3 separate regions of the Homo sapiens genome follow, and all the other regions are linked to region 2. Evidence: read pairs that join two places in POLR2A ChIA-PET (ENCODE). Cell type or tissue: OCI-LY7. All regions are shown on one strand. Links, peaks and the distances in the headings refer to the core of each region. The heading gives the core; the rest is flanking DNA. Region 1 overlaps TESK2 (testis associated actin remodelling kinase 2). Region 2 overlaps MAST2 (microtubule associated serine/threonine kinase 2). Region 3 has its middle 8.7 kb from the start of MAST2.

Evidence for each region. Peaks named below come from ENCODE experiments on the same cell type or tissue, not always from the same donor. Only the 100,000 strongest peaks of a DNase experiment are listed, where the experiment ranks them.
Region 1: POLR2A ChIA-PET joins it to region 2 with 6 read pairs; 2 of 35 experiments call an interaction of 5 or more read pairs at or near these places.
Region 3: POLR2A ChIA-PET joins it to region 2 with 5 read pairs; 1 of 35 experiments calls an interaction of 5 or more read pairs at or near these places.

Annotation. Positions count from the first base shown.
Region 1 is chr1:45,408,803-45,419,704 of GRCh38, forward strand. The region is part of intron 3 of TESK2 (testis associated actin remodelling kinase 2); the gene reads right to left. It also overlaps the pseudogene PPIAP36. Among named protein-coding and RNA genes, the nearest start is that of TOE1, 74 kb to the left of the region's middle. In OCI-LY7, for the core only: CTCF peaks have their summits at 2,888 (motif pointing right), 3,097 and 4,240; a DNase peak (open chromatin) is centred at 4,249.
Region 2 is chr1:45,919,986-45,930,887 of GRCh38, forward strand. The region is part of intron 4 of MAST2 (microtubule associated serine/threonine kinase 2); the gene reads left to right. Among named protein-coding and RNA genes, the nearest start is that of MAST2, 120 kb to the left of the region's middle. RefSeq lists a silencer at 5,332-5,626 and an enhancer at 7,211-7,904. In OCI-LY7, for the core only: no CTCF peak of the experiment used is centred there; a DNase peak (open chromatin) is centred at 6,066; H3K4me3 peaks cover 1,321 bases; H3K27ac peaks cover 1,949 bases.
Region 3 is chr1:45,789,470-45,800,371 of GRCh38, forward strand. No RefSeq gene overlaps it. Among named protein-coding and RNA genes, the nearest start is that of MAST2, 8.7 kb to the right of the region's middle. In OCI-LY7, for the core only: CTCF peaks have their summits at 4,937 (motif pointing left) and 5,137; a DNase peak (open chromatin) is centred at 4,942; H3K4me3 peaks cover 868 bases; H3K27ac peaks cover 521 bases.

The DNA.
Region 1 (10,902 bases), core at 2,251-7,250, 510 kb before region 2:
ATGCAGACTATCCCCCCATCTCCTCTTTTAGGTATTGCATTCTATCAGATGTTCACTAGTATGAAGTATTTCTGGTTCAATTTTTCTCCAAAAATAAACCATGTCTTATTGGGGTGGGTGATATTTAACTGATTAGTTACAAGAAATGGGGATGTTGACTTTCAGGCCCAGTTACCCCTTAAAAGACTTTGAATAGCCCTCTTATTTTTAGCCCAAGCCTGACACCCACCTTCAGTTCCTGAGCTTTTATAAGTTTCTGTGATGCAAACTGGCTTGGTTCTAATTGGCATCAGCTTCTAGAGATACTACACTATAGGCACTACAAATACAGTGGTGAAAAAGATAAACTTCTACCCTCAGAGAGCTCATTCAATACTGGAGGCTTTAAGCAATAGGTAAACAAATGAATAAGGTTCTTTTCAGAAGTAATGAGAACTTGTAACAAATATCGATGTCTATTTTAGACTAGTCAAAAAGATTTCTTTGAAGAGGGGCTATCTCAGCAGAAATATATCATATGATTCTGGAATAAAGTAAGTACAAAGGCCCTGAAGCAGGGAAAAAAGCTTAATGTGTCTGAGAAACAAGAGGGTTAGTGAGTGTGGTTAGAATGATGTAAGAAAAAGGAAGAATGATTGGAAATATGGTCAGAGCCACGTAGGCCAAATCATTTAGGGCCTGATAGGTTAAAGCCCAGAGTATGAACTTTGAAGAATGACAAAAAGCTGTATTAGGAAATTCAGCAGGGAAATGACATAATCTGATTTACCCTCTTAAAATTCAATCTGGCTATTGTGGGGTAAAAGGGGAAGACAAGAGATCAATTAGGATGGTTGGGCTAGAGTAGTAAGTGTAGAGGTAAAAAGACTCAGGACATATTTTGAAGATAATGCTGAACTACTTGATGGTTTGAAATAGGGTGTAAGAGAAAGATAATAAGAATGGTAAGTTTTTGGCTCAAGTGATGGATGAATGGTGGGAGAGGTCTGGAAAGAAGAAAGGGAATGCGGCAGGAAATTAATAGTGGTCCATAATGGGTACTCAATAATTAGTAATCATTGTTTATATTAAAAATCTTCAGCCAAGACACAGTGGCTCACACCTGTAATACCAGCACTTTGGGAGGCCAACGGGGGCAGATCACTTGAGGCCAGGAGTTTGAGACCAGCCTGGCCAACATGGTGAAATCCTATCTCTACTAAAAATACAAAAATTAGCTGGGTGTGGTGACACATGCCTGTAATCCCAGCTACTCGGGAGGCTGAAGCACGAGAACCTGGGAGGCGGAGGTTGCAGTGAGCAGAGATCATGCCACTGTACTCCAGCCTGGGTGACAGAGTGAGACTCTGTCTCAAAAAAAAATTAAGATCACCTTACAGTCTAGTGTTACAAAAGATGCTTTGTGAACTCTCTTGAGAGTCTTTCACCTAGTTACCCACCAGGATTACAATGATAAAATCAGAGAGATCCACTTTATTATTTTTTTTTCAACCTTCAACAGATGCAAAAAAACATTTTAGGCTGGGAGCAGTGGCTCACGCCTGTAATCCCAGTACTTTGGGAGGCCGAGGCAAACGGATCACCTGAGGTTAGGAGTTCGAGGCCAGCCTGGCTAACATGGTGAAACCCTGTTTCTCCTAAAAATACAAAAAATTAGCTGGGCATGGTGGCGCGTGCCTGTAATCCCAGCTACTCGGGAGGCTGAGGCAGGAGAATCACTTGAACCTGAGAGGCAGAGGTTGTAGTAAGCTGAGATTGCACCATTGCACCCCAGCTTGGGCAACAAGAGCGAAACTCCAACTCAAAAAAAAAAAATTTTTTTTTAAAACACTGCCCATTTATTCTGGAACACACTCCACATCCACATTCACTCACCCTTAAGATATTTTAAAAACCTGATTATTTAAAAATTGTTCAACATTTAATTCAATGTGATTTCTTATTTATATATTTATTTATTTTATTTTTTATTTTTTTTTTAACATACATGGTCTCACTATATCACCCAGTCTGTGTTTCAGTGGCACAACTGAAACCACCTTTGCAAAAGAGAAATCTGACATCGTTAACTCTATCTTGCCTCCAACCTCAAGCTGTTTGTCTTTGGTCATTCCTGGGCATAGGCCAAGCTAACTTTGGGAGGAATTTAGTTTACAGTTTAACCTTAAAGCAAGGATGATAATAGCCCTTCCCAAAACTAAACTACCTTTGTAAAACTAAGGAAAGGCCACAAGGTTAGGATTATGGGAGGGGAGAGAATTCTGCTAAAATGTAGGTATAGTTCTACAATTTCTTACTGCTTGGGAGTCATGTGGCTAGAGATCACAAGATTTGTGACTTCTCCAACTGCTCCTATAGATAACATCACTATTATAGAACCTAAGACTGGTTTTCTGAGAGATTTTTTTCAGACCAACCCCACCCAGACTCATGACTCATGACTCAACTGGTCCTGTAGCCCAGCCTTCCCCAACCTTTTTGGCACCAGGGACTGGTTTTGTGGAAGACAATTTTTCCACAGACTCGGGTGAGGGTCAGGTGGAGGGATGGTTTTGGGATGAAACTGTTCCACCTGAGATCATCAGGCATTTGATTCTCATAAGGGACGTGCAACCAAGATCCCTCGCATGCACAGTTCACAACAGGGTTCACGCTTCTATGAAAATATAATGCCACCGCTGATCTGACAGGAAGCAGAGCTCAGGCAGCAATGCTTGCTCACCTGTTCACCTCCTGCTGTGTGGCCCAGTTCCTAACAGGCCACAGGCTGATACCGGTCCATAACCTGGGGGTTGAGGACTCCTGCTGTAGCCCTACACAGAGGCACACTCAGCGCACAAGGACTTTTCCACACCCCCAATTAATCAGCAGCACCCATTCCCTCAGCCCTGCCCACCAAATTGTCCATAAAAACTCTAACCTCTAGAGGGCTTCAGGAAGACTGATTTAAGTGATAACTGCCTCTTTGGCATGGCTGGCCTTGAGTCAATTAAACTCTTTCTTACTGCAATGCCACGATCTCAGGGAATTGATTTTGTCTGTGCAGCTGGCAGGAAGAAGCCATCATAGCTCACTACTCCTAGGCTCAAATGGATCCTCCCGCCTCAGTCTCCCAAGTGCTCAGATTATAGGTGTAAGCCACCATGCCCTGCCTCAGTGTGATTTCTAACAACTGATCTGGTCCATTCTCATTAAACAGAAGAAATCAAAGCACAGAGGTTAAATAACTTGTCCTAGAGAATATAATTAGGAAATTGTGGAGCTGTGTGAATTGTACAAGAGAAAGAGTGGAAGAAAAGGCTGGAAAAACAGACTGAACCTTAACTGTCAGTCTAAATAATTTTTGACTCGATTTTGAAACCAATGTGAGCCACAAAAAGTTTTAAGAAATAAACTATACAACCAGAGCTGAGTATCAGGAAGAGTGAAAAAGGGCAAAGAGACAGGGAAAATAATTCACTCCAGGTGAAAGTGAAGAAGGCTGAATTACAGCCCACATATACGGGAAGGAATAGATGCAAAAGCCTTTGAATATTTAGAATCACAGCTTAGCTTCTCATTAGAAGCAAGGAATACATGATAACCAAAAATGGCTGGAATTTTTCAGGATGGATAACTGGAAAGATGGCTGTCTTAATAACTGAGACTGGGAAAATATCCTGCCATATTCTCACAGCATTAGCTAATGCTAGTCTATTTCCTACATAGTATAATTTACTTCTTAAGGAGACTCTCTGGGAGACAAGAAGCCTCTATTTCTCTTGCATTAATCATGATATTACCTAGCACAGGGAGGGACTGAGTAGTTCCAAGCAAATATTTGTGAATTGAAGGCATAGTCTTCAATTTCATATTTGGTGAATTGAAGGCATATTTGGTGAATTGAAGGAGTCTAAAAGAAATATTAAATTTCTCATGGCATAAATAACAGAGAGACCCAGTGCAGTGGCTCAAGCCTATAATCCCAGCATTTTGGGAGGCCGAGGTGGGAGGATTGCTTGAGCTCAGGAGTTCGAGACCAGCCTGGGCAATATAGTGAGAACTTTCTCTACAAAAAAATTTTCAAAGTTAGCCAAGTGTGGCGGCATACGCCTGCAGTCCCAGCTACTCAGGAGGCTGAGGTGGGAGGATTGCTTGAGCCCAGAAGGCAGAGATTGCAGTGAGCCTGGGCAACAGAGTGAGGCCCTGTCTTGGGGTCGTGGGGAGGTATGAGAACAAATCTGAGTGTATAGTTCCTCAAAAAGGCCACTGGGGAGTGGAAGTGAGTGGGGCATAGAACTGGGTTACAGATCTTGAGCATAAGACTTCCTGGCGTAAACAACCTTATTCACAAGAGACCTAAACAATCAGTCCCTGCATTCAACAAAGTACTTTATTGTTCCTTTTTTTAACTGATAACTTTGAGCAACTGATGATAAAATAACCAATCTTCACTGGGCCCATGTATAAACAGAATACACACACATGAACAAAATTTACACAAGTACTACCTCTATGACTTACCAGGCCCACACTTTTCCTCCCAAATAGAAATCTTAGGAGGAAGGGAGATAAAGGGAAAAAGGGAAACTAGGAGGTTGGGGTCAAGAAAAAGAGAACTACAAAGGTTCAGCTCACTCACTCCTGCTGGGCACACAATAGCTCTGGCAGAAGAGAACCAAGGTATGCCCAGAGGATTAAATGCCTACCACCTGGCAGATCATGCAGATAGGCTTCTTTCCCAAGTAGCCTTTCCAAAGCACTAACAGAAGAATTTTCAACTCATTCTTTTTCTTTTTCTTTCTTTCTTTCTTTCCTTCATTTCTCTCTCTCTCTCTTTCTTTTAAGCAAGAGACCTTTTCTTCAAAACTCTTATACAGAAGTTCAATATAAAAAAGATAAAAAGTGCAACTGTTCTGACTAGATGAAGCCAAGAGAACAGAAGTCTCATCTACTCAGCCACCTCCCATACCCGGGGCCAGCACCTGAGAAGGCACATCTGTGTAATCCTAGGGTTCCAAGAGATGGATTCTTCCCAATGTAGATCTAATCTCAATTTGGGGAAAAATTCTGGTTCATACTTCTGCACCTATAAAAGAAAGCTTATAATGTTTACAGCTTGAAAATAGACTAAGAGCCATACTAACAAATAGTAACCAAAAAATTTAAATCCTAAGTATTAACAGCAAATTGCTAAGACAACCAGAAAGCATTTAGAAAATACAAATTCTAAGAACCTTGAGAATAAAACATAGTCATGCTTAGTTTGGCATTTAAGGAGTCACAGGGAAGTATAATAAATGTTTCCATTACATTAATACTCGTCTGGGTAACAAAAGCCAAAAGGACTTTGTTTGCTCTAGGCCACTGGTTAGAATAATTTCCTTTTGTTGTCTTCAAAATATATAGTGAAAGTGAAGACATAAAAACATAAATGATATAAATAATTAGAAGCTTCTTTTAAAAAGTAATCCATTTCAGGCTTTTAAACCACAGTATCTTTGAGACAGATGGCTTATGCAGAACAAAAATGGTCACCATCAGAGGGCAAACCCACGTGGCTAACAATAATTACATTCTCATGTATTATACTTGCAGTGTGACAGTTCCTGTGCCAGAGGCTTTATATATATCATCTCATTTGTGGGCTTATTGGGAAGATTTAGATAGACTGAATGCTACCTTTCATACATTAGAAAACTTGGCTGAGAGCAAAGAACATTACTTTTTTAAGTTAAGGGGGATGAGGGTGGAGGTGGGGATCATTCCTAAGCAATAGGATCAAAAGGAGATAAGCTAAGAAAGTACATCAAGGAGATATGGAATAGGAATGGTAATGTTGGTCTCATCACAACCCTACATGTTTCTAGGCTGGAATACATATACCCGTAGCAAAGCAAAGGCAAAGATGTAGGTAGCCCAGCATTATCAAATACAGTAGGCACTAGCTTCATGTGGCAATTTAAATTTAAAGCAATCCAAATAAAATTTTAATTTCTTGTTTGCATTAGCAATATTTCTGTGCTTATTAGCCACATGTGGCTACTGGACAGCAGAAATATAGAACATTTCCATCACTGCAGAAGGTTCTATTGGACAGCAATGCTTTAGTAGAAAACCGTTGAATCTATTAAAAGCAACAGTAGGCACTCAACAAGTGTTTAGTGAGTAAATGAATAAAAAAAAGATAGGTGCTTTGTGGACACTGCTGCCACCGCCAGGAGCCCCGTACTATCAGCCATGGTCAACCCCACCATGTTCTTCAACATCACAGTCAAACAGCGAGCCCTTGGGCCACGTCTCCTTCGAGCTGTTTGCAGACAAGTTTCCAAAGACAACAGAAAACTTTTGTGCTCTGACCACTGGAGAGAAAGGATTTGGTTATAAGGGTTCCTGCTTTCACAGAATTATTCCAGGGTTTATGTGTCCGGTTGGATGGCAAGCATGTGGTCTTTGGCAAGGTGAAAGAAGGCATGAATATTGTGGAGGCCATGGGGCACTTTGGGTCTGGGAATGGCAAGACCAGCAAGGAGATCACCATTGCTGACTGTGGACAACTCTAATAAATTTGACTTGTGTTTTATTTTAACCACCAGACCATTCCTTCTGTGGCTCAGGAGAGCACTCCTCCACCCCATTTGCTCGCAATATCCCATAATCTTTGTGCTTTCGCTGCAGTTCCCTTTGGGTTCCATGTTTTCCTTGTTCCCTTCCATGCATAGCTGGATTGCAGAGTTAAGTTTATGATTACGAAATAAAAACTAAATAACAACAACAACAACAACAACAAAGGCTATAATAGGCCACTGAAAGAAGCAGCCAGAGGAAAAGAAACTAATAATAATAGCTAACATTTACTGAGCACTTACCACATACCAGGTACTATTCTAAGTGATTTACGTGTACTAATTTAATTAATCTTCAATAACAACTCCGTAAAATATTTACTGTCATTACCCTCATTTTATAGATGGGAAAACTAAGGCTTAGAGAGGTTAACTAAACTTTCCTAAGATCCAGGATTTGAATCCAGGCAGTTTGATCTAGAATCTAGAGCAAGCTTGTCCAACCCACAGCCCATGGGCCACATGTAGCCCAGAATGGCTTTCAATGTGGCACAACACAAATTCATAAACTTTCTTAAAACACTATGAGATTTTTTTTTTGCAATTGTTTGTTTTAGCTCATCAGCTATTGTTAGTGTTAGTGTATTTTATATGTGACCCCAGATAATTCTTCTTCCAATATGGCCCAGGGAAGCCAAAAGATTGGACACCTCTAATCTAGAGCCTTTTTTTTTTTTTTTTTTTTTTTTTTTTGAGACAAGCTCTGGCTGTATCACCCAGGCTGGAGTGAAGTGGTATGATCTCAGCTCACTACAAGTTCTGCCTCCTAGGCTCAAGCCATCCTCCCACCTCAGCCTCTAAAGTCGCTAGGGCTACAGGCGCACACCACCATGCCCAGTTAATTTTTGTATTTTTTGTAGAGAAAACAAGGTTTTCTCTACAAAAACCATGTTTTCTCTACAAAAAATACAAAAGAAAACATGGTTTCACCATCTTGCCCAGGCTGGTCTTGAACTTGTGAGCTCAAGGAATCTGTCTGCCTCGGCTTCCCAAAGTGCTGGGATTACAGGTGTGGGCACACCCAACCTAAAGCCTTCATTTTTAATCATACTATAGTACTACTTTTTAAAATAGATCAAACATAAATGTATACAGTGTAGAATGATTAAATCAAGCTAATTAACATATCTACTACCTCACATCATTTTTTGTGGTGACATATTTAAAATTTACTCCTATTCCTGGATCATATAGCAGTTCTATTTTCTGTTTTTGGAAATATACATTATTATTAACTATAGTCACCATACTGCACAACAGATTTCAGAAATGTATTCCTCCTATGTAACTGAAACTTTGTGTCTCTGACCAACTTCCCCCTATTTCCTCCCCCATCCCATCCACTCACCCCATCCTCTGGTAACCACCATTCTTCTCTCCACATTTTTTTTTTTTTTGAGACAGAGTCTTGCTCTGTCACCCAGGCTGGAGCGCAGTGGTGCGATCTCGGCTCACTGCAACCTCCGCCTCTCGGGTTCAAGTGATTCTCCTGCCTCAGCCTCCTGAGTAACTGGGACTACAGGTGTGTGCCACCACACCCGGCTGATTTTTTGTATTTTTAGTAGAGATGGGGTTTCACCGTGTTAGCCAGGATGGTCTCGATCTCTTGACCTCGTGATCCACCCACCTCAGCCTCCCAAAGTGCTGGGATTACAGGCATGAGCCACTGCACCCAGCCTCTTCTCTCTACTTCTATGAGATCGACTTTTTTAGAGTTCATACATAAATGAGATCATGAGTTATTTGTCTTTCTGTGTCTGGCTTATTTCATTTAGTGTAACATCCTCCAGGTTCATCCAAGTTGTCCCAAATGACAGTATTTCCTTCTTTTTTGTTGTTTTTTGAGACAGTTTCGCTCTTGTTGCCCAGGCTGGAACGCAATGGTGCAATCTCAGCTCACTGCAACCTCTGCCTCCCAGGTTCAAGTGATTCTCCTGCCTCAGCCCCCTGAGTAGCTGGGGTTACAGGCATGCACCACCACACCCGGCTAATTTTATATTTTTTAGTAGAGACAGGGTTTCTCCATGTTAGTCAGGCTGGTCTCGAACTCCCGACTCAGGTGATCCACCTGCCTCGGCCTTCCAAGCTTTTAGTTTGATGCAATCTCATTTGTCTATTTTTGCTTTTGTTGCTTGTGCACATCCAAAAAATTGTCTACCCAATCTCATGGAGATTTTTCTATTATGTTTTCTTTTTTTTTTTGAGACAGAGTCTCGCTCTGTCGCCTGGGCTGGAGTGCGGTGGCGCGATCTCGGCTCACTGCAAGCTCTGCCTCCAGGGTTCACGCCATTCTCCTGTCTCAGCCTCCCGAGTGGCTGGGACTACAGGCACCCACCACCACACCTGGCTAATTTTTTATATTTTTAGTAGAGACGGGGTTTCACAGTATTAGCCAGGATGGTCTCGATCTCCTGACCTCGTGATCCGCCCACCTCGGCCTCCTAAAGTGCTGGGATTACAGGCGTGAGCCACCGTACCCAGCATACATTTTCTTTTAGTAGTTTTACAGTTTCAGGTTATACTATACCATTTTATTATATAACAAGTATATCTAAAGATTTTGCTGTAATGGAATAAAATTTATTTAAAGTCAACTTTCCATGCATTTGCTAGTTCAGTTCACAGTGAAGAGAGTAAGAAAAGGAATGATAAAATAAAAAGATTAGCAGGAAAGATGCCAAAATGCTAATACTAGTTTTAGCCCTACATGCTGAGATTAAGGGCAAGTTTTATTTTCTTTTTCTTACTAATTCTATTTTCTAAATGTTTGCATTGCAATTATGTATCACTTCTGTAATAATAAAAAAATTAAAATATTACTTCTTAAGCTAGATATTACTTAAAATATGATCATCTTAAAAATTCCTAAGCAGAATATCAAAGCCTCATCTACCTCACTCTCAAACATGGTGGAAGCCCCCTAACTGATCTCTTTGCTACCAGTCTCTCTAACACTAAACCATTCTGCATCTTGTCATCAATTACCTTATCATTCTAGTTTCTGCTCAGAATCCAATCACAGATCATAAACTACAATCCTTTGGATTTATGCAAAGCATTTCTGGATAATTTGACCCAATTCTACTTTTCCACCTTTATCTACCAATACTATCCTATCAAATCCTCAGTTCTTCTAAGAGAAGCCTGGTAGAAAGAACATAGGCCTTAGAGGAGACTTTGGCCCATACATAATCTCTTGGCCTCAATGGAGAGTGAGTGTGAAGATGAAATCTTTAAATAAGTAACACACCCAGTATACAACATGCCTTCAATAAATGGTCATTATTATTATTGTCATTATTAGCCAAATAGGATTTTATTCACTGACTCCTCAAAAAGCTTTGCATTTTTATATCTGTGCTTTCTATATCACTATTTGCTCTGAGTTCCTCCCCTATCTTCTAAAATCCTTTTAAAAATCAAGGTTCATTATTATGCACGACATGCCTGCATCAAAATATTTTATGTAACCCATAAGCAGATATACTTACTATGTAATCACAAAAATTAAAAGTAATTTAAAAAAAAATTCAAAGTCCGGTTCAAGTCCCCTCCTAGAAGGCTTCCCTGACCCTTTTTTTTTTTTTTTGAGACAGAGTCTTGCTCTGTTGCCAGGCTGGAATACAGTGGCGCAATCTCAGCTCACTGAAACCACTGCCTCCCAGGTTCAAGAGCTTCTCCTGCCTCAGCCTCCCGAGTAGCTGGGACTACAGGTGCATGCCACCACACCCAGCTAATTTTTGTATTTTTAGTAGAGACGGGGTTTCACCATGTTGGCCAGGATGGTCTCGAACTCTTGACCTTGTGATCTGCCTGCCTCAGCCTCCCAAAGTGCTGGGATTACAGGCGTGAGCCGTCACGCCCAGACTTCCCTGACTCTTCAAAGTTAATATGACCCCTCACTCATTTGAACTCCTAAGGCACTTAAGAGTTTATTCTACTCAAATGGTGGTGTCTTAGTTAATTTATTAGTTCTCTTTCCATCAATGTAAGTAGAGCAAGTAAAGTATAAATTCCTTGCTAGCAGACACTCTATTTTATATATATCTTGATATCTTTCTGATGTCTGAATATATCACCAGGCATATAGTAGATGCTCAAAAAATGTGTTAATCTGGCCAGGTGCGGTGGCTCACACCTGTAATCCCAGCACTTTGGGAGGCCGAAGCAGGTGGATTACCTGAGGTCAGGAGTTCAAGACAAGCCTGGCCAACGTGGTAAAACCCCGTCTCTACTAAAAATACAAAAATTAGCCGGGTGTGATGGCGAGTGTCTGTAATCCCAGCTACTTGGGAGG
Region 2 (10,902 bases), core at 3,324-8,323:
AAATTGTTTGATCCTTTGAAGGAATACTTTCAGGCTTTGTTTGGTGAGACCAGGGCAGCACTTGAGGCTAATTTTTTCTTACTACTGAGGCAATACTTTGAGTACTCTATTTGATGCCCATGTATTGTGAGTTTTTTCCACTCAGGCTGATGGGAGCATGAACGATTCTGGGTCCTTAGTGAGCCCTGAAGAGGGTACCTGCTCATGTTCTTGGATAGTTTCCTTATCCACATATGCTGATAGATATTCAGCTAAAAACTCAGAGGAAGCCCCTGCAGATCTCCAGAGTTCCCCTCTGTATATCTGTCTTCTCTGGTACCCTGCTTTGAAAATTCTAGCCACCTTAGCCTCCCCAAGTTCTCAACTCTGTCTTCTCAACTCAGGGAGACTGCTGGACTCTGTTTGAGTACCCCCTTTTGCTGCTTCCTAGGCATGCAGTCTTAGGGCTTATTTTGCATGTTTCCCATCGGTCCAGTGTCTGCAAACTATTGTTTCATATATTTCATCTAATTTTTTTGTTTTTAAGGTGCAAGGGTAAATCTGATCTCTGATTCCCCATAATGATGAGAAGCAGAAGTCTAGTCTTGCTAATATTTTGAGCTCATGCTTCTGTCATTAGTTGTTCTTATTGCTTTATGAGATTATTGGTTGACTGATTCACGTTGCATAAGCCCAATAGAAGCAGATTATTTTAAAATTATTTTATCTTCCTTAGTCAAGAAAAGTTGGAAAATGTAATGTCAAAAGAATAAGAATAGGTAACATTTGCTGAGCATTTACTATGTCTTAACATTTTTAAAATGACTTACATTTGTTAAATTTAATTCTCAAAATACTCTGATGAGGTGGGTGACACATGTTCATTTTTTTTTCGATGAGGTGGATAATCTGAGTAAATCTGTTTTATAGATGAAGACACTGTAGTACAGAGAAGTTAAGGAAGTTATTAATAAGTAGTAGAAACTACCATTCAACCCCACAGTATCTTACTCCAATGTCTGTGGTGTTTTTTGTTTGTTTGTTTGTTTGAGACGGAGTCTCACTCTGTCACCCAGGCTGGAGTGCAGTGGCGCAATCTCGGCTCACTGCAAGCTCCATCTCCCGGGTTCAAGCAGTTCTCCTGCCTCAGCCTCCTGAGTAGCTAGGATTACAGGCGACCGCCACCACGCCCAGCTAATTTTTGTATTTTTAGTAGAGACGGGGTTTCACCACGTTGGTCAGGCTGGTCTCAAACCCCTGACCTCGTGATTCACCCACCTCGGACTCCCAAAGTGCTGGGATTACAGGTGTGAGCCACCGTGCCCAGCCTATGTCTGTGGTCTTAACCCCTCAGCTGTTGTTACGGGATCCTGGGAGGTGTTGCTTTTCTAGCTAGAAACCTCTGTGGCTGGTGACGCTTTTGCCTGAGCTTTGTTTGCTCAGGCCTGCTGGGCCCAGTTGGCCCAGCAGGCTGCACTTGCCTCAAGCTACCAGCCTGGATCCCATGCCTCCAAAGAGACTGGAGCGGAATAGTGAAGGGTGTGTGGCAAGTGAGCATAGGGTCCGGCCACTGCACGCAGTCAGGCATGCCAACTGCTGCAGCAGGGCAGCTAGCTCCAAGGGCTGGCATGGGTGCTAGCTCACTGTGAGGCTGCATCGGGACCAGGCGCCACGCAAGCAACTTCCACAGCTGGCACAAGGGAACGCGGTGGTGCCCAGAAACTTGGAGACTTTAGGAGCCACCAGGCCCCAAAGCAGGAGTCACAGCTCAGGCTCGGGGAGCTCTCAGGTCTGGTCTCTCCAAAGGGCTGCAGCTCTTCTCTCCTTCTCTCTTCTCTCCTTCTTGTCGCCCACAATGTGTTGAGCAAGGGGCATGTTTCAGCTCTGTTTGTATTACAGCTCTTTTGGCCCTGCCATTCGGTGGGTCCCGAGTTCTTGTCCTGCATCCAAAAGGAATGAGGTACACAGACAAATATAGGGTGAGCAAGACAAAGGGGAACTTTATTGAGTGATATAATAGCTTAGAGGGGACCCGCAGTGGGTAGCTCCTATCTGTAGGCAGGTCCTCCCGTTGAGTGTTCAGCTCTCAGCAGAGAGGAGGTCCTGGAGTGGGTGGCTCCTTTCTGCAGGCAGGTGGTCCCATTATCTCCCTATGGTCCCTCCCTCCTCTCCCCAAGCCTGGCTGAGTCCAGGGGCTTTTATGGGCCTCAGAGGGGAGGAAGTGCATGCTGGTTGGTCCATGGGCGGCCATGGGTGGGCCCAGGGAAAAGCACCACAAGTTGCCCTTGCGGTTTCTGGGACTGGCGACCCATCCCCCAGGCTTCAGGCTTTCCCTGGCTTGGAGGTGGGTCTTCACTGTGGACCAGCTTCTCTCCACCCAGGAGCCTGTCTGCCTCCTGCTGCTGTTCATGGTGACCAGGCTGTTCATGCTAAGGGGTGCCTGCAGGCCAGCACTGGGCTGTCCTCAGTGCACCCCTCAGCCTCCTTCCCATGCTTGTCAGTGCCCAAAGCCTGGAGGGGGCCAAAGTGGCAAGGGGGTTGGCATGTCAGCACTACCCCGAGCATGTGCACACTCAGCTGGGCTGTGACAGCTCCCGGGCTGGGTCCCAACTTTGCTCCGAGGTTGGAGTAGGCACTGACAGAGGGGAGAAGCCAGGTAGCGGGAGCGGACGATTCTGAGCCTGCGAGGGGCAGGGGCCTTCCTAGGCCCGAGAGTTCAGAGATGCCTGGGTCTGAAGCTGCAGCAGGGCGGTGGTGGCTGCACCTGGGGGGCTCCCACCCCACCAACTCGGAAGGGGTGGGGCTCCCACTTTTCCCTGGCTCCCACCGACTCTGTAGAGCATGCAGCCCCAGCTCCATCTCCTAGCAGTCTTGGGCAAGGGCTCCAGGTCTGATGCATTGTCCTGGGCCAGGTGCTGGGCTGCTCCAACGCATCGAGTCTGGTGCTCCTGGTGGTGACCGTGCCAGTTGTTTACATGGTGATCTGCTCCATGGGGCTGGTGAACAATGTGGGCATGCTGTACTTGCTGCTGTGGGGTGCCGCTTTCACTTCCTACCCTGGGCCCCTGAAGCATGGCCCCAGCTCTGTGTCTCGGGCCAGACCTCTGTGCCCCATGTGCAAGCACGGGACCACCCTGGGCCCAGCTCTGCCCTAGTGCCCCTCTCTGCCTGTTCCTCTGTGCACTTCTCTCCCACTGGCGGACGGCTCAGCTCAGCCTGGCCCAATTGTGGCAGTTCCCAGGGGTGGGTTCCCAGGGCAGTGGGCCTGTAGGGGGGCTTCCAAAGGAGGGTTCCAGGGACTGTCCACCTTGGCGTCTGCACCGGAAGACCCGTGTCCTGCATCTGTACCCCACTGCAGCCGGCGTCATGGCAGTGACTGCTTCATGGCAGTGACGGGCTGCCACTGCCATCACTGTAATGTTTCTGATGAACCATATGCAATCGAGAATTTATTTAATAAATTTACAAACTCTGAGCACTTACTAGCTCCCAGGCACTGTTCTTAGCACTTTAAAATGTAAAGGTCATTTGCTTCTCACACCAGTTCTGTGAGAGAGATTATCATTGTACTTATTTCACACAGGAAGCGAGGGTGCAGAGAGATTAAATAAATTGCTCAGGATAACACAGCTGTATAAGTGGCAGAACTGGGATAGAAACCTGGGTAGTCTGGCTTCAGAGATCACATTCTTAACAACCACACTGTTCCATGTCTCCATCTGAGATATTTTCATTATGTAATATCATACGTTCTGAACCAAAGTAGTTTTTGCAGCCTTGGGTCTTTTCCCAAGGTGATGTATTAATAACATTGTTTAATAAATCCTCCAATCCTGGGGGTGGGAATTGGTATTCCCACAGTCTGTTGTCACTTCTAGGTCATTACCTTTATTACCTTCTTGTAAAAACCTCTGTTCTTTTTTTTGAGACAAGTTCTCACTCTGTCACCTAGGCTGGAGTGCAGTAGCATGATCTCGGCTTACTGCAACCTCTGCTTCCCAGTTTCAAGCAATTCTCCTGCCTCAGCCTCCCCAGTAGCTGGGATTACAGACACCCGCCACCACACCTGGCTAATTTTTGTATTTTTAGTAGAGACTGGGTTTCATCATGTTGGCAAGGCTGGTCTCAAACTCCTGACAAGTGACCTGCCCACTTCAGCCTCCCAAAGTGCTGGGATTACAGGCATGAGCCACCACACTCGGCAAAAAAATCCCTCTGTTTTTTTAGGCCTGTATCATTCCATTTTACCCCTGCTCATTACTGTCATCTATTAATTTAGTTTTGTTCTCTGTACTCAAATTCACAGTCCAGAACAGAATCTGTGCTTAGTGAAAACGGTGATGAACCTCCATTCTGCAACATCTTTATGATGAACCTCTCTTACTCAATTTATTAAGCAAATTAGCAAGTAAAGTAGAAAGATGAGAAAAATGGTTCCAGTAAACAATGTGCATAAGTGAAGAACTGAAAATTGAGTGCTACTGGCAGTGAATTTGACTCTGAGTTCCAGAAGAGAGGGAACTAGGAGGGGGGACTTCCAGGGGCGGGTTCCAGGGACTGCCCACCTTGGCATCTGCACCTGAGGACCCGTAGCCTGCTCCTGTACCCCACTGCAGCCAGAGTCATGTCAGTGGCCATATTAGGATGTCTTTTTTATCTCTCTTTTTTTAATTTGATGAGTATAACTATTATAGGCTGAATTATGTTCTACTAAAATTTGTATAGGTTGAAGTCCTAACCCCTAGTAACTCAGAACGTCACTGTATTTGGAGACAGGATCTTTAAAGGGGCAATTAAGGTTAAATGAAGTCTTTGAGATAGATCCTAATCCAGTATGACTTGTGTCCTTACGAGAAGAGGGGATTAGGACACAGACAAGCACAGAGGGAAGGCCATGCAAAGACAAAGGGAGGTAGCCATTTAGAATCCAAGGAATGAGGTCATAGAAGAAACCAACCCTGCTAATGCCCTTATCTTGGACTTCTAGCCTGAACTATGAGGAAATAAATTTCTGTTGGTTAAGTCACCCAGTTTGTGATACTTGGTTATGTATGGCAACCCTAGTAAACCAACACAGCTATTGAGGCATTTGGCTGCATTGCCCCAGAGTTGGAAAACAGTGTCCCCTTGCATCATAGTGTAGTGAGGACTAGCCCTGCTTAAGGTCTTAAGCCTCTTTATTGACTGTATCTTAGGGATGGTCTTAGGACCTTACAAATTGTTGCCCGTAATAATTTGAAGGACAATGAAGATACAGTCTTGAAATGATACCCACTCTAGCTCTGTAATACATTGCGTTTTATGCCTTGATTGGAAGGAATGAGTCTGTTATAAACAAACGTTGATGCTAGCTCTTAAGTGTCTCAGATGGGTATGATGAACCTTAAGAGGCATAATAAATTTCATTGTGATTTGGGTTAAATTAAATAACCACTAACCTTTACTCCATTTGCATGTCTTCTAAGAAAATGATTCCAGAGTATTGATTGGCACTCAGATGGGGGTGTTGCATTTTTAGAGTAAGAGTGCTAGATTGACTTTGTGTTGTAAGTGGTGTCCTTGAAGAGAGGAGGCAGTTGTGTCTCTGGCTATTCACTGGCCCAGCTGTAGGCCTGCTGGAGAGAGAAGTTTGATGTTAACAGCTTAATGGAACACAGAATGACTTAGGTTTTGAATCAGTTTTGAATTGCCATAGACTTTGTCAGCCCTGAAGTAGGAGGGCTTGCAGCAGGAAATCCTTACTAGAGTGATTTTTATATTGGAAGCATTCTAGCTTTATCTTGCTTCCTACTGCATAGGAATTTCTTCCATACAATGTCTAGCAAAAAGCTATTCAGCCTTTGCTTGAACATCTTCAGCAACAAGCAGTTCACTCTCAAAGCTTTCATCCAGTGGTACCAATTTAGTTCTCTGGCACCTCCTATGTCACACGTATGAGAGACTTTTGGTAGACTTGCGTGGCAAATGGACAGGTGTTCCTTTGGGCCTCCTCCAGAACTAGGCAACCTTTGAAACCCCTTTTTGGTAGTGTCAAAATTATTTCCTGCCAAAGAGAAAGCACTATTTTCATTTTACCAACACCTGCTTTTCTTGTCTTGTCTTTTTTTAAACAACTGCTTTTCAGAGTAATTTCAAAAGAGGAACATCTCCCAGAACTTGTTCTTATCCTGGCCCTGCTGCATAGTGGTGGTAGGCAGATTACTTCACTTCTTTCTACCTCAGTTCTCTTCATTATTAAAATGGGACTCACAATAGTATTTCAAGGATTATAGTAAGAATTAAGTGAGTCAGTACATCTACAATTGTTTAGATATTACCTGGGCTGCTAGACTGGTTATTTTGCTGCTTCCATTGTTGGGAGACTCAGATGTTGCTAATTCTTAGCACTTCATTTTGCTTCCATTACTTTTTTCTTTGCTTCTATTACTTTTCTCATATTCTTATTTTCCCTTGGATATATTGCCTACCATATGTCCATACTGCAGAAGCTCCATTACTGGCTTAGGTGAGGCAGTGGCAGCTGGGTGCCCTCCTGCCCTCTCATGCATTCTCACTAATTGTTTCTGCTGAAAACTGGCCTGTTGGGGCTCAGCAGGACATGGACTGAAATGAAAAACACTTTGAATTACATTCTTTCTAAAAGACCATTTTTTGGCAATGAGGAAAGTCCATCAAAACGGTTTCAAGGTATTTCATTTCTCCTCTTACAGCAGGGAAAGCGCATCTTGAGAGTATCTTCAGAAGAAGTGATTCTCTTGTTAGAGTAGGGAAGGTTTTTTGATTTTTTTTTTTTGTTTTTTCATTGAAAAGGTAAAATAATGAAGACTAGTGCTGTGCTTTAACTTCAGGAACCCTTATATGCGACAGATAGTTTTTCATAGACCCTGGCTCCAGGTGACCCTGAATGAAGATATAATCCTGTATGGCTAGATGCCAAATGGTTGCTCTTGCCTATCAGGGGACCTGTCCCGATAATCATGTAGGTTCTTTTATATTTTTCCTAAGCGTCGGCTGGCTTGAGAAATAAAGGGACAGAGTACAAAAGAGAGAAATTTTAAAGCTGGGTGTCCGGGGGAGACATCACACGTTGGTAGGATCCGTGATGCCCCACAAGCCACAAAAACCAGCAAGTTTTTATTAGGGATTTTCAAAAGGGGAGGGAGTGTGCGAATAGGTGTGGGTGACAGACATCAAGTACTTAACAGGGTAATAGAATATCACAAGGCAAGTGGAGGCAGGGCGAGATCACAGGACCACAGGACCGAGGCGAAATTAAAATTGCTAATGAAATTTCGGGCACTATTGTCATTGATAACATCTTATCAGGAGATAGAGTTTTGAGATCAACCGGTCTGACCACAATTTATTAGGCGGGAATTTCCTCTTCCTAATAAGCCTGGGAGCGCTATGGGAGACTGGGGTCTATTTCACCCCTGCAGCCTCAACCATAAGAGACAGGCCACGCCCAGGGGGGCTGTTTATAAGCCAATACCTCCAGGCGCGTATTCTCTTTCTCAGGGACGTTCCATGCTGAGAATAAGAATTCAGCGATATTTCTCCCATTTGCTTTTGAAAGAAGAGAAATACGGCTCTGTTCTGCCTGACTCACCGGCGGTCAGAGTTTAAGGTTCTCTCTCTTATTCCCTGAACAATTGCTGTTATCCTGTTCTTTTTTCAAGGTGCTCAGATTTCATATTGCTCAAACACATGCTGTATAATTTGTGCAGTTAACACAGTTATCACATGGTCCTGAAGCGACATGCATCCTTTTCAGCTGACAGGATTAAGAGATTAAAGTATAAAGACAGGCATAGGAAAGCACAGGGGTATTGATTGGGGAAGTGATAAGTGTCCATGAAATCTTTACAATTTATGTTTAGAGATTGCAGTAAAGACAGGCATAAGAAATTACAAAAGTATTAATTTGGGGAACTAATAAATGTCCATAAAATCTTCACAATCCATGTTCTTCTGCCATGGCTTCAGCCGGTCCCTCTGTTTGGGGTCCCTGACTTCCTGCAATACTTGCCTAAGAGCAGGAAGCTGAAGCTTTCTAGGATACTTCTGTTTCTAGAACTAGGAAAATTTTATTTACTAAATTTTACATTGTGTTATGGAAAAATCTCAAAAATGTTCAAAAGTAGAAAGACTCATACTACATCCCCAGTATCGTCTACATTGTCAGCTCATGGTATACTATCTCATCTACATCCCCACCTATTTTCTTTCTCTGTCTCTCTTGCTTATTTTGAAGCAAATCTCAAATTTTATGTCATTTCATCTATACATATTTGTATCTCTAAATGTAAGGACTCCTGAAAAATGTAATCACAGTATTATTACCACACCTAAAACAATAGTTTATCAATGTAATCAAATATCCAGTTTATGTTCAAATTTTTTTTGCAGTTGGTTTTTTGGAATCAGTAGCCAAACTATGTCAGCACAGTGTATTTGGTTAATACATCTCTTAAGTAGGGTGGTGATACAATTTAGTGTCTAAACTAGGAAATTTTATATAATGAAAGAGGATTGTTAATATTACTGGGACAACAGACATAAACCTGTTAAATAAAATAATTGGGATGTCTGATCACTCTTTCTTTTTTTTTTTTTCTTTTCTTTTTTTCCTTTTGAGACAGAGTCTCTCTCTATTGCCCAGGCTGGAGTGCAGTGGCACAATCACAGCTCACTGCAACCTTGAACTCCAGGCTCAAACAATCCTCCAACCTCAGCCTCCCAAGTAGTTGGGACTACAGACATGCACCAGAAGCCTGGCTAATTTTTTCTATTTTTTGTAGAGATAGGGTCTTGCCGTGTTGCCCAGGCTGTACTGCAAAGTTTATTTTAATCTAGGGTGTTCTCACCTTTTTTTTTTTCCTTGCAATTTATTTGTTGCAGAAACCGAGTTGTTTGTTCTTGTAGACTTTCCCACATTCTGGATTTTGCTGATTGCATCCTTCAGAGGTTTTTTTCTGACATGTTCTTATGAGCTCTGTATTTCCTATAAACTGGGGGCTTGACCTGATTGTGGTTTGGTTGGGTTGAGGGGGTGGGAAGAATACTTAACAGTTGGTTCAGTGTATATCTGTCAGGAGGCGGGTAATGTCAAGTCTCTCCCTTGTTTTGTTAGTAGTGGCCATTGATAATTATCACCTAGATTCATTATTTTCTTAGGAGTTTGCAAAAGATGATTCTCCTTCCCTTTATTAACTACAGTACTTACACAAAAGAATTTTCTCCTCATTATCTGTTTTTTTTTACCCTGAAGTACAGATAATTACCCTTATTCGCATTGACTCAGCTTAGACTCTTTCCTGAGTCTTCAGCCTAAAGCCTGAGTGTCCTCAGTTCCTTGGTCAGTGTTTCATACCTGCTTATTACTGCTTCGTTGTGAAGATTGTTTGCCCAGAGCAGCAGGGGGGGAGTTGTTGGTGGTGAAGCCCCTTGGAGTTTGCCATTTACATAGCTAACTGATTGCTCAGCTGAGGAAAACCTTGGCTTCCTCTTCTGGCCCACGTAGAAAGAGGAATTATCTGTAGTAGTCATGCTTGTTATGTAGACTCTGGGACTCTGAGAGGTGAGAATGCATCTAGAAGGCAGCAGCTTTTCTTTCATGTCCCTAGATGCCACAAGAGGAGGAGCCATTGCTGATCCTGATGGCCTCATTTTGGTAGATAGGATGGGCTTAGGGCTAGAGAGTCCTGCTGTTAAGAAACTAGCATACTGGAGTAGTCAGAGAAACGATTAATTTACAATAATAGATCCTTGACACAGAAGAATTAATTTTCATGGCTTTGTTTGTTAATATATACATATGTGTGTGTAAATAGATGGATTTTTTTTTTTGGAGGGCTATCTTCAGGATAAATTACTAGAACTGGGATAGCTGAGTCAAAAATTAAATGTATATGTAGTTTTATTAGATATTGTCCAGTTTCCCTTCACAGTCTATGGTTATACTATTTTACATTTCCATCAGCAGTTTAAGATAATGTCTATTTGCACACAGCCTTGCCAACAATATGATTGTCAAGCTTTTGAATTTTTGCTAATCTGAGAGCTAAAAAATGGTATCTCAATGTAGCCAAGTAAAAAGTCATATTAAAATATTCCTAAAGGATGAAGTTTGTTTTGAGGGGGGATGGAATTTCTCTGTCGCCCAGGCTGGAGTGCGCGATCTCAGCTCACTGCATCCTCCGCCTCCAGGTTTAAGCAATTCTCTGCCTCAGTCTCCCCAGTAGCTGAGATTACAGGCACCCACCACCACGCCTGGCTAATTTTTTTTGTATTTTTAGTAGAGACGGGGTTTCACCATCTTGGCCAGGCTGATCTTGAACTCCTGACCTCATGATCTACCCGCCTTGGCCTCCCAAAGTGCTGGGATTACAGATGTGAGCCACCGCGCCTGGCCTGTTTTTTGTTTTTTTTGTTTTGTTTTGTTTTGTTTTGTTTTGTTTTGTTTATCTTATGTGAAGGGAATCAGTTTCCTGTCCTGGGAAATTGAGATAGATGCATTCATTCATTCATTCATTCATACATTCAACTGCATACTAGGCCCTCTGAGCAGGAGAAGATGCCCACATAGGCAATAGAACACTTCGCAGCACGGGGTAGAGTAAAAGGGATGCTTTTTATTTCATAAGCTTTCAGCCTTATTCACCCCTATTCAGTCATTCCCAGAACTTTTCAAGTGATTTCTCTGGATGTTAGCAGAAATATTTTTTTAATGTCAAAATTCCAAGAATAGTTCAAAGAGCTTTTCACCCCCCAAACCAGGGGTCAGCAAAATAAACCCCATGAACCAAATGTGACCTGTGGGCTGTGTTTATACAAGCCACAAGCTAATAATGAAGTTTACATTTTTTAAGGGATATTTACAAAAAACAAGGAATATGTGACAGAGACCACATGTGACCTGCA
Region 3 (10,902 bases), core at 3,038-8,037, 130 kb before region 2:
TTTCTTATCTTATTATCCATTGATTGCTAAAATAGAAGCAGCATTTTAATTTGTTTCATTTTTAAACCATGGTTTTATGTTTTTCTGGAAATTCCTTTTTAAAAATTATTTTATTGTTTTTTAGAGACAGAGTCTAACTCTGTTTCCCAGGCTCGAGTGCAGTGACATGATCATAAATCACTGCAGCCTCAAACTCCTGGGGTTAAGGGATTCTCCTGCTTCAACCTCCCAAGTAGCTAGGACTACAGGTATGTGCCACCATGCCTGGCTAATTTTTAAATTTTTTGTAGAGACAGGATCTCGCTGTGTTGCCCAGGCTGGTCTATGAACTCCTGGCCTCAATTGCTCCTCCTGCCTAGGCCTCCCAAAGTGCTGGGATTATAGGCATGAGCCACTGTGCTAGCTAGGTAATTCTAATAGCCATTCTTTTAATCTTGTTAGAAGCTACTGTCTTTGTTGCCATATCAATAAAATCTTTCATCTTCATAAACATACTATCATTTAATTGGCATTTGTTCCATTTTAACTATTTAAAACATTAAAAAGGGTTTTTTGCTTTTATTATTTTTCACTGACACAATAATTATATATATTTACTGGGTACAGCGTGATATTTCTTTTTTTTCTTTTTTTTTTTTTTTTTGAGAGAGAGTCTCGCTCTTTTGCCCAGGCTGGAGTGCAGTGGCACTATCTTAGCTCACTGCAAGCTCCGCCTCCCGGGTTCAAGCCATTTTCCTGCCTCAGCCTCCCGAGTAGCTGAGATTACAGGTAACTTTTTCATGTTTTCACAGATGATAGGATTTTGTTCTTTTACCGATGAATAGTATCCCATTGTGTGTGTGAGGGAAATTAAGTGTATGTGTATATATATGCGTGCGTGCGTATATATATTCCATTGTGGGGGTGTGTGTGCGTATATATATATATAGTATTCCATTGTGTGTATATATATATTCCATTGTGTGTGTGCGTATGTGTGTATATAGATATAGTGTTCCATTGTGTGTGTGTCTATATATATTCCATTGTGTGTGTATATATATATATTCCATTGTATGTATTATATATGTGTGTATGTATGTATGTACATACACACATATGTGTATATATATGTGCATATGTGTATATACACACACACAATGGAGTATATACACACACACAATGGAGTATATATATATATATATATATACACATAAAGAAAATGTGATATCTATCTATATATATCTGTATATAACCTATAGATATACATAGGCTGTTGTGAATAGTGTTGCAAAAAACATGGGAGTGCAGATAACATAATTTCCTTTGGATATATGCTCAGTAGTGCAATTGCTGGCTCATCAGACAGCTCTGTTTTTCTTTTTTCTTTTCTTTTTTTTTTTTTTTTTTTGAGACGGAGTCTCACTCTGTCGCCAGGTTGGAGTGCAGTGGCGCAATCTTGGCTCACTGCAACCTCTGCCTCCCGAGTTCAAGCTATTCTCCTGCCTCAGCCTCCCAAGTAGCTGGGATTACAGGTACATGCCATCATGCCCAGCTAATTTTTTGTATTTTTAGTAGAGACGGGGTTTCACCATGTTAGCCAGGATGGTCTCAATCTCCTGACCTCGTGATCCGCCCACCTCAGCCTCCCAAAGTGCTGGGATTACAGGCGTGAGCAACTGTGCCCCGCTTTGTTTTTCATTTTTTGAGGAACCTCTATACTGTTTTCCATAATGGCTGTACTAATTTACATTCCCTCCAGCAATATGTAGAGTTCCCGTTTCTCCACATCTTCTCCAGAATTTGTTATTTTTTTGTCTTTCTGATAGTAGCCATTCTAACTGGAGTGAGATGTTATCTCATTGTGGTTTTGATTTGAATTTCCCTGGTGATTAGTGATGTTGAGCGTTCTTTTATATACCTGCTGGCCATTTGTATGTCTCATTTGAGAGATGTCTATTCAACTCATTTGCCCATTTAAAAAAATTGGATTCTTTGGGTGTTTTTGCTGTTGAATTGTTTGAGTTCCTTGTATATTCGTGGTATTAATCCTTTGCCAGATTAATATTTTGAAAATATTTTCTCCCATTCTACTGGTTGTCTCTTCACTCTGTTGATAGTTTCCTTTGCTGTGGAGAAGATTTTAGTTTGATATAGTAATAATCCCTTTTGTCTATTTTTGCTTCTTTTTTTTTGAGACAAAGTTTTGCTCTTATTGCCCAGGCTGGAGTGCAATGGCATGACCTCAGCTCACTGCAACCTCTGCCTCCCGGGTTCAAGCAATTCTCCTGCCTCAGCCTCCTGAGTAGCTGGGATTCCAGGTGCCCACCAACATGCCTGAATAATTTTTTGTATTTTTAGTAGAGATGGGGTTTCACCATTTTGGCCAGGCTTGTCTCAAACTCCTGACCTCAGGTAATCCACCTGCCTCGGCCTCCCAAAGTGCTGGGATTCCAGGCATGAGCCACTGGGCCCAGCTATTTTTGAGTTTGTTGCTTGTGCTTGTGAGGTATTATCTATAAAATCTTTGCCCAGTCCCATGTTTTGGAGTGTTTCTTTTATACTTTCTTTTAGTAGTTTCATAGTTTCAGGTCTTACATTTAAGTCTTTAGTCCATTTTGAGTTGATTTTTGTATATTGTGAGAGATAAAGGTCTGGTTTCATTCTACAGCATACAGATATCCAGTTTTCCTAGTACATTTATTGAAGAGACTTTACTTCCTCCAATGAATGTTCTTGGTGCCTTAGTCAAAAATCAGTTGGCTGTAAATACATGGATTTATTTCGCGTTCTCTATTCCATTCCATAGGTGTATATATCCATTTTTAGGTCAGTACTATGCTGTTTTAGTTACTATAGCCTTGTAGTATATTTTGAAGTCAGGTAGTGTGATGCATCCCACTTTGTTCTTTTTGCTCAGGATTGCTTTGGCTATTAGGAGTTTTCTGTAGTTCCATATGAATTTTAGGATTTTTTTCTGTGAAACATTCTGAGAAGAATGTCACTGGTATTTTGATAGGGATTGCATTGAATCTATAGACAGCTTTTGGTAGTATGATCATTTTGACATTATTGGTTGTATGATCATTTTTATGTTACTGGTTCTTCCAATCCATGAACATGAGATGTGAGATGTCTTTCCATTTTTTTGTGTGTCCTCTCCAACTTCTTTCTTTTCTTTTCTTTTTTCTCTTCTTTTCTTTTCTCTTGTCTTGTCTTGTCTCCCCTCCCCTCCCCTCCCCTCTCCTCTTCTCTTCTTTTATTTTTTTAAGACAGAGTCTTGCTCTGTTGCCCAGGATGGAGTGTAGTGGTGCGATCATGGCTCACTGCAGTCCCCCACTCCCAGGTTCAAGCAATTCTTGTGCCTTAGCCTCCCAATTAGCTGAGACTACAGGCACGTACTACCATGCCTGGCTAACTTCTGTATTTTTAGTAGAGACAAGATTTCACCATGTTGGCCAGGCTGGTCTCAAATTCCTGACCTCAAGTTATCCTCCCGCCTTGGCCACCCAAAGTGCTAGGATTACAGGCGTGAACCACTGCACCCAACCTCCTCTTCAATTTCTTTCATCAGTGTCCTATGGTTTTCCTTGTAGAGATCTTTCACTTCTCTGGTTAAACTTATTCCTAGGTATTTTACTTTTTTGTAGCTATGTTAAATGAGATTGCTTTTTATATTTGTTTGTTGTTTGTGTATAGAAATGTTACTAAATTTTTGTATGTTGATTTTGTATTCTGCAATGTTACTGAATTTGTTTATGAATTTTAGGAGTGTTTTGGTAGAGATTTTAGGGTTTTCCACATGTAAGATCATGTCATTTGCAAACAGGAACAATTTGACTACTTCCTTTCCAGTTTAGAGATCCTTTATTTCTTTTCTTGACTAATTTCTCTGGCTAGGACCCATTTTAACTTTTGACTTATTTATTTATTTATTTTGAGACGGAGTTTTGCTCTGTCACCAGGCTGGAGTGCAGTGGCGCGATGTCAGCTCACTGCAACCTCTGCCTCCTGGGTTCAAGCAATTCTCCTGCCTCAGCCTTCCGAGTAGCTGGGACTACAGGTGCGTGCCACCACGCCTGGCTAATTTTTTGTATTTTTAGTAGAGACGGGGTTTTACCATATTAGCCAGGATGGTCTCGATCTCCTGACCTTGTTATCCTCATGCCTTGGCCTCCCAAAGTGCTGGGATTACAGGCGTAAGCCACCGCGCCCGGTCCAACTTTTGACTTTTTATTCTAATTTGGAACAATTACACTTTAGGCTTGTTGTGTAGCTAAATCTTGATATTTCTTTTCATTGTATTTTTATATTAGGTCAATTGTTTCTCCCCATATCAACCTTTTTTTTTAAAAGATTTATTTATATTTTTTGCTGGAATACACACTTGTAATGAATTTTTTTTTCAAGAAGAGTACATGGAAGATGAAGTTTCTGAACAACTAAATTTCCAAAAGTGTAACTGATAAGTTTGATGTTTGGGCTTGTTTTCAAAGGAAAATAAATAATTATAATGGGGAAGGAATTAGTTAATAAAATTTCCCCCACCCAAATACCAAAATAAGGAGCCTTAGGGCACCAAATCTCCTAGGGTGATTCTTCCATTTATTCTCAGGATATATTTAGAAGTATCAGGGGAGTTTGTGGCTGTCTATGGTTAGAGAGAAGGATGTCAAGTAGTGCAGCTGTTCCAAAGACTGCTCCGATTTATTATTTTGATCTTTGTTTCCCTTCTCAGATGTTCTCTGTTCGTGCTAACTTCAATTTAGAAATTCTCTCTCCCAGGAAGTCTATTTCCACTCCCATTTTAGCCTTTTCTGTGCATAATCTGGACCAGGGGTCCCTAACCCCTGGACCACTTGGTACCGGTCTGCAGCCCGTTAGGAACCAGGCTGCATGGCAGAAGGTGAGTGGCAGGCACATGAGCATTACTGTCTGAGCTCCACCTCCTGTTAGATCAGCGGCATTAGATTTTCATAAGAGCACAAACCCTATTGTGAACTGGGCATGCAACAGGTCTAGGTTGTGCCTGCCTTGTAAGAATCTAACAAATGCCTGATGAACTGAGGTGGAACAGTTTCATCCTGAAACCACCCCCACCCCCCGGAAAAATTTTCTTCTACGAAACCAGTCCCTGGTACCAAAAAGTTTGGGGACTGCTGTTCTGGACTGTGGCTTTTTCAACTCTAGTTTATCCATCATTATGATCCTATCTCTGTAAAAAAAATGTGTCTTCTTTTTTTAATAATTGTATGGGATTAGATATTGTATTTGTCTGCTTTTAGTCTTTTAGGAATTTATCACAGACTGGATTTATTTTATTTATTTTTGGTACAAATTCCATGGGACTTTTGGAAGGGAAGTTGTAAAAACACGTGCTTAGCTTTGTACATTAAACAAAGCCTCTTGACTTATATTTCTTAGAAACCAGTGCTGGATGAAGCATAGATTGGAGAAGACAAAAGTAGGAGTGGGGAATCCAATTATTTTAGTTGGAATGAGTTCCAGTCTGTCTAAACAAAAATATTATAATAATAAAAATAATTTAAAAAATTACATGAGTGTGGTGGCTCAAGCCTGTGGTTCCAGCTCCTCAGGAGGCTGAGGTAGAGGATCTCTTGAGCCCAGGAGTTCCAGGATACAGTGAGTTATGTCCATGCTACTGTACTCCAGCATGACAGAGTGAGACTTCATCTTAAAAATTTTTTTTTTGGCTGGGCACAGTGGCTCATGCTTGTAATCCCAACACTTTGGGAGGCCAAGGTGGGCAGATCACGAGGTCAGAAGTTCGAGAACAGCCTGACCAACATGGTGAAACCCCGTCTCTACTAAAAATACAAAAATTAGCCTGGCGTGGTGGCGGGCACCTGTACTACTCGCAGCTACTTGGGAGGCTGAGGCAGGAGGATCACTTGAGGTGGAGGTTGCAGTGAGCCGAGATTGCACCACTACACTCCAGCCTGGGTGACAGAGTGAGACTCTGTCTCAAAAAATAAATAAATAAATAAATAATTTTTTTTGTTTGTTTTGAGACAGAGCCTCGCTTTGTCACCCAGGCTAGAGCGCAGAGGCATGATCTCTGCTCACTTCAACCTCCACCTCCCAAGTTCAAGTGATCCTTGTGCCTCAGCCTCCCGAGTAGCAGGGATTACAGGCGTCTACCACCATGCCTGGCTAATTTTTGTATTTTTAGTAGAGACAGGGTTTCATCAAGTTTGCCAGGCTAGTCTCAAACTCCTGACCTCAGGTGATCTGCCCGCCTTGGCCTCCAAAAGTGCTGGGATTACAGGCATGAGCCACCACGCCCGGCCTAAAAAAATTTTTTTAAAGTCACGGCATGGCGGCTCATGGCTGTTATCTCAGCACTTTGGGAGGCTGAGGTGGGTGAATTGCTTGAGGCCAGGAGTTTGAGACCAGCCTGAGCAACACAGTGAGACCCTTGTCTCTACAAAACAAAGTTTTTAAAAAATTAAAATAAGTAAATAAAAAAAAAGTTGTGACCCACTAGCTTCTCTAGCAAAAGAGGAATCAGAATCATCATAGTAAATCATTAAGATAGAAATTTGGTTACTCATGGCCAGGCATGGTGGCTCATTCCTGTAATCCCAGTACTTTGGGAGGCCAAGGCGGGCAGATCACTTGAGGTCAGGAGTTGGACACCAGCCTGGCCAACATGGTGAAACCCTGTCTCTACTAAAAATACAAAAAACAGCTAGGCACGGTGGTGCATGTCTGTAATCCCAGCTACTCAGGAGGCTGAGGCACAAAAATCACTTAAACCTGGAATGCGGAGGTTAGTTAGCCGAGATGGCACCACTGCACTCCAGCCTGGGTGACAGAGTGAGACTGTCTCAAAAAAAAAAAAAAAAGAAAGAAAGAAAAGTTTGGCTACTTGTTACGGATACCCAAAGTAACTGACTTCAACGAGATAGGAGTGTATTTCTCTCTCACATATAGTACAGAAGGCAAGTATGGCAGTTCTGCTCTGTCAGTTCATCTAGGAACTTTCTTTACTGTTGCATTGTCATCCCTAGGATGTTTTTCCCATTCCTGTGGTCCAAGATCAATTTCTGCCATGATACTTTCTAAGAAACAGGATGAAAGAAGGGCCAAAAGAAGAAAGGGAAGATGTGTTTCTTTTTAAGAGCATAATTTAGAAGCTGCGCTCATCACTTATGCTCACATGTCACTGGCCACAGCTTAGTCACATGACTATATTTAGTCACAAAGAAGGCAAAGAAATTTGTCTTTATTCTCGGTGTCCATGTGTCCAACAATAAGAAGAAGGGGAGAATAGATACTGGGGGACAACTATCTGTTTTTTTCATTATTTCTGTAATAATACAGAAATCACTGAAGCTGGCTCTTTTTTTTTTTTTTTTTTTGAGACAGAGTCTTGTTCTGTCGCCCAGGCTGGAGTGCAATGGCATAATCTCAGCTCACTGCAACCTCCGCCTCCCAGGTTCAAGCGATTCTCCTGCCTCAGCCTGCTGAGTAGTTGGGATTACAGGTGGCTGCCACCACGCCCAGCCGGCTAGTTTTTGTATTTTTAGTAGAGACGGGGTTTCGCCATGTTGGCCAGGCTGACCTCAGGTGATCTGCTCACCTCGGCCTCCCTAAGTACTGGGATTACAGGCGTGAGCCTCTGTGCCCAGCGCAAAGCTGACTCTTCGAAGAGTAATATGGGCCCTTTTGAACTACCTAGGGAGTCTTAGAAGAGCAGGGAGTGTTAGAATCACTGAAAGCAGCCTTCTCCTGGAGGGTATGTGTAGATTCCCCAGCCCGCTAGGGTAATCTCCTTTAAGAGGATTAGCAAGTAATCATTGCCTAAGAAAAAGGAGCATAATTACCCCTTCTTTTTTTTTTTTTTTTTTGAGACAAAGTCTCACTCTGTTGCCAGGCTGGAGGGCAATGGCGTGATCTTGGCTTAACACAACCTCCGCCTCCCGGGTTCAAGTGATTCTCCTGCCTCAGCCTCCCGAGTAGCTGGAATTACAAGCATGGGCCATCTTGCCCAGCTAATTTTTGTATTTTTAGTACAGACGGGGTTTTACCATGTTGGCCAGGATAGTCTCAATCTCCTGACCTCGTGATCCACCAGCCTCTGCCTCCCAAAGTGCTGGGATTACAGGCGTGAGCCACTGCACCTGGCCTCCCCTTCTGTATTGAGTGTTTAACAGGAAGAGCAGAAAGTCCCTAGGAAGTGGACTTCTTGGGAGAATTTGTGCTGGGGCTGCTTGTTTCCCTGGGAGATGACTGTGCTTTGCATGGGACATGAAAAAGTGAAGGACTAAGCTTCAATTATGGGAACTCTGGCCTGGGCATCCTTGACTGAGCTTAGTACTGAGGGAAATTGTCCTCCTTCAAAAAAATCTCTGTTGAATCAGAAGGACCTTTCTTGAAAGTAATGTTATGTGGTTTGTGTTAGTCTGCTTGGGCTACCATAACAAAAGAACACAGATTAGGTGGCTTAAACAACAGAAATTTATTTTTTTCACAGTTCTAGAGGCTGAACATCCAAAATCAAGGTTCTAGCCAATTTGGATTCTGGTGGGGGCACTCTTCCTGGCCCATAGACAGCTGTCTTCTCACTATGTTCTCACATGGCCCTCCTCAGTACATGTGCCTCGAGAGAGGGTGAGTGCTCTGGTGTCTCCGCTTATAAGGACATTAATCTCATAGGATTAGGGCCCTACCCTTAAAACCTCATTTAAGTTTAATTACTTCCTTAGAGGCCTCATCTCCAAATACAGCCACACTAGGTGTTAGGACTTTGACGTACAAATCTGGGGGAGACACAAACATTCAGTCCATAATATGGTCCCAGGGAGCAAAGATGCCAATGGACTGATCTAATTATAGCTGAATTTGGCTATGGAAGTTGGACTGATCTTCCTGAAGTAGATTTCAAAGACAGCCACAAGTTCTTCCCCTCCCTGAATCTATTCCCCCTTGCCATGTAACTTTAGTCCCTGGCCACACTGACTTGCTTTGGCAATGACACAGTTGCTAATGTGGCATCAACAGAGATTTGAAAAGTGCTTTCACATTGCGGCTCGCTGTCTCTTCCTCCTCACAGGACCCCCTACCACTGCTGTCATGTGAAGAAGTCCAAGTAAGCCTGAAGGATGGTGAGAGCTATATGGGTTAGTCATTCCCACTGCCATGGCCAATGGCCTGCCAATTGCCATATGTGTGACAGAAGCCATTTTAGATGACTTAGCCACCAGCCAGCCAGCCCTCAGCCGACTGCAGATGCATAAGCAAGCCTAGCAGTGATTAGATAAACTGGACCAGACCATAAGAACTGCCCAGTTGGCTCACAAAAATGTCAGCTAAATAAATGGTTGTTGTTTTAAGCCACAAGTTTTGAGACAGTTTGTTATATGACAATAGATAACTGCTATACTTACCTTTTTTTTTTTGAGACAGGGTCGCATTCTGTCACCCAAGCTGGAGTGCAGTTGTGTGATCTTGGCTGACTACAACCTCCATCTCCCACGCTCAAGTGATCCTCCCACTTCAGCCTCCTGAGTAGCTGGGACTACAGGCATGTGCCACCATGCCCAGCTAGTTTTTGTATTTTTTGTAGAGATGGGGTTTTGCCATGTCACCTAGGCTGGTCTCAAAAATCTTGAGCTCAGGGGGGAGGGGGAAGGGATAGCATTAGGAGATATACCTAATGCTAAATGACGAGTTAATGGGTGCAGCACACCAGCATGGCACATGTATACATATGTAACTAACCTGCACATTGTGCACATGTACCCTAAAACTTAAAGTATAATAATAATAATAATTTTAAAAAAAATCTTGGGCTCAAGTGATCATCCCACCTTGGCCTCCTAAAGTTCTGGATTACAGGTGTGAGCCACGGTGCCCAGCCCATACTTAACTTTTAGAATATAAAACAATTTTGGAGTTCTTAGATAATTAAGGAGGAGATACTAGGCTTCCTAATAATATGACATAAGGGGCCTAACTAGAATAAGGAAAAGTAATGTGATCACATTTATATTCTAAGAGTATGGTATTGTTCATATCGGTTAAACATCTAACTATGGGTGGCCCTCAGTTCTGAGCTCTACACTGGTGTAACCAGTAGCTTACTAGACATCTTCACTTGGATATCTCACTGGCACTTCAGAGCAAACACATCTAAAATGGAATTGACCATAATCTGTTTCACACTTTTTTTCCCTCTTCTGTTCCCTACCTCAGTTGTCCAAGCCAGAAACTTGGAAATCATTCTTAGGGCTTTTTCTTTCTCTCTGCACCTTTGATGCAGTTAACAGGTCCTGTGGTTTCTACTTTCTGGATCTCTCTAAAGTCCACCTGTGTTCGTCCGTCCCCGTTATCATTGTCTCAGTACTAGTCACTAACACCTCTCCCTCAGCTAATTATAATATCCTACTAATTTGCACAGGATTTGCCAGTGGAGTGGATATGAAGTATGTGAGAAAGAGAGAACTCAGGGATCACTCCGAGGTTTTGGCCTGAGCAACTGAAAAAAAAAATTGACTTGTCACTTATTGAGCTGGTGAAGACAAGTATAAAAGTGGATGTGGGGCCGGGCGTGGTGGCTCACGCCTGTAATCCCAGCACGTTAGGAGGCCGAGGTGGGCAGATCACCTGAAGTCAGGAGTTCAAGACCAGCCTGGCCAACATGGAGAAACCCGTCTCTACTAAAAATACAAAAATTAGGCGGGTGCAGTGGCATGCGCCAGTAATCTTAGCTACTTGGAGGCTGAAGCAGGAGAATCACTTGAACCTGGGAGGCGGAGGTTGTGGTAAGTGGAGATTGAGCCATTGCACTTCCAGCCTGGGTGACAGAGTAAGACTCCATCACAAAAAAAAAAAAAGAAAAAAAAAGTGGATGTGGGCCACATTGTGTCACATTGCCATTTCTGGCTGATGGGAGGC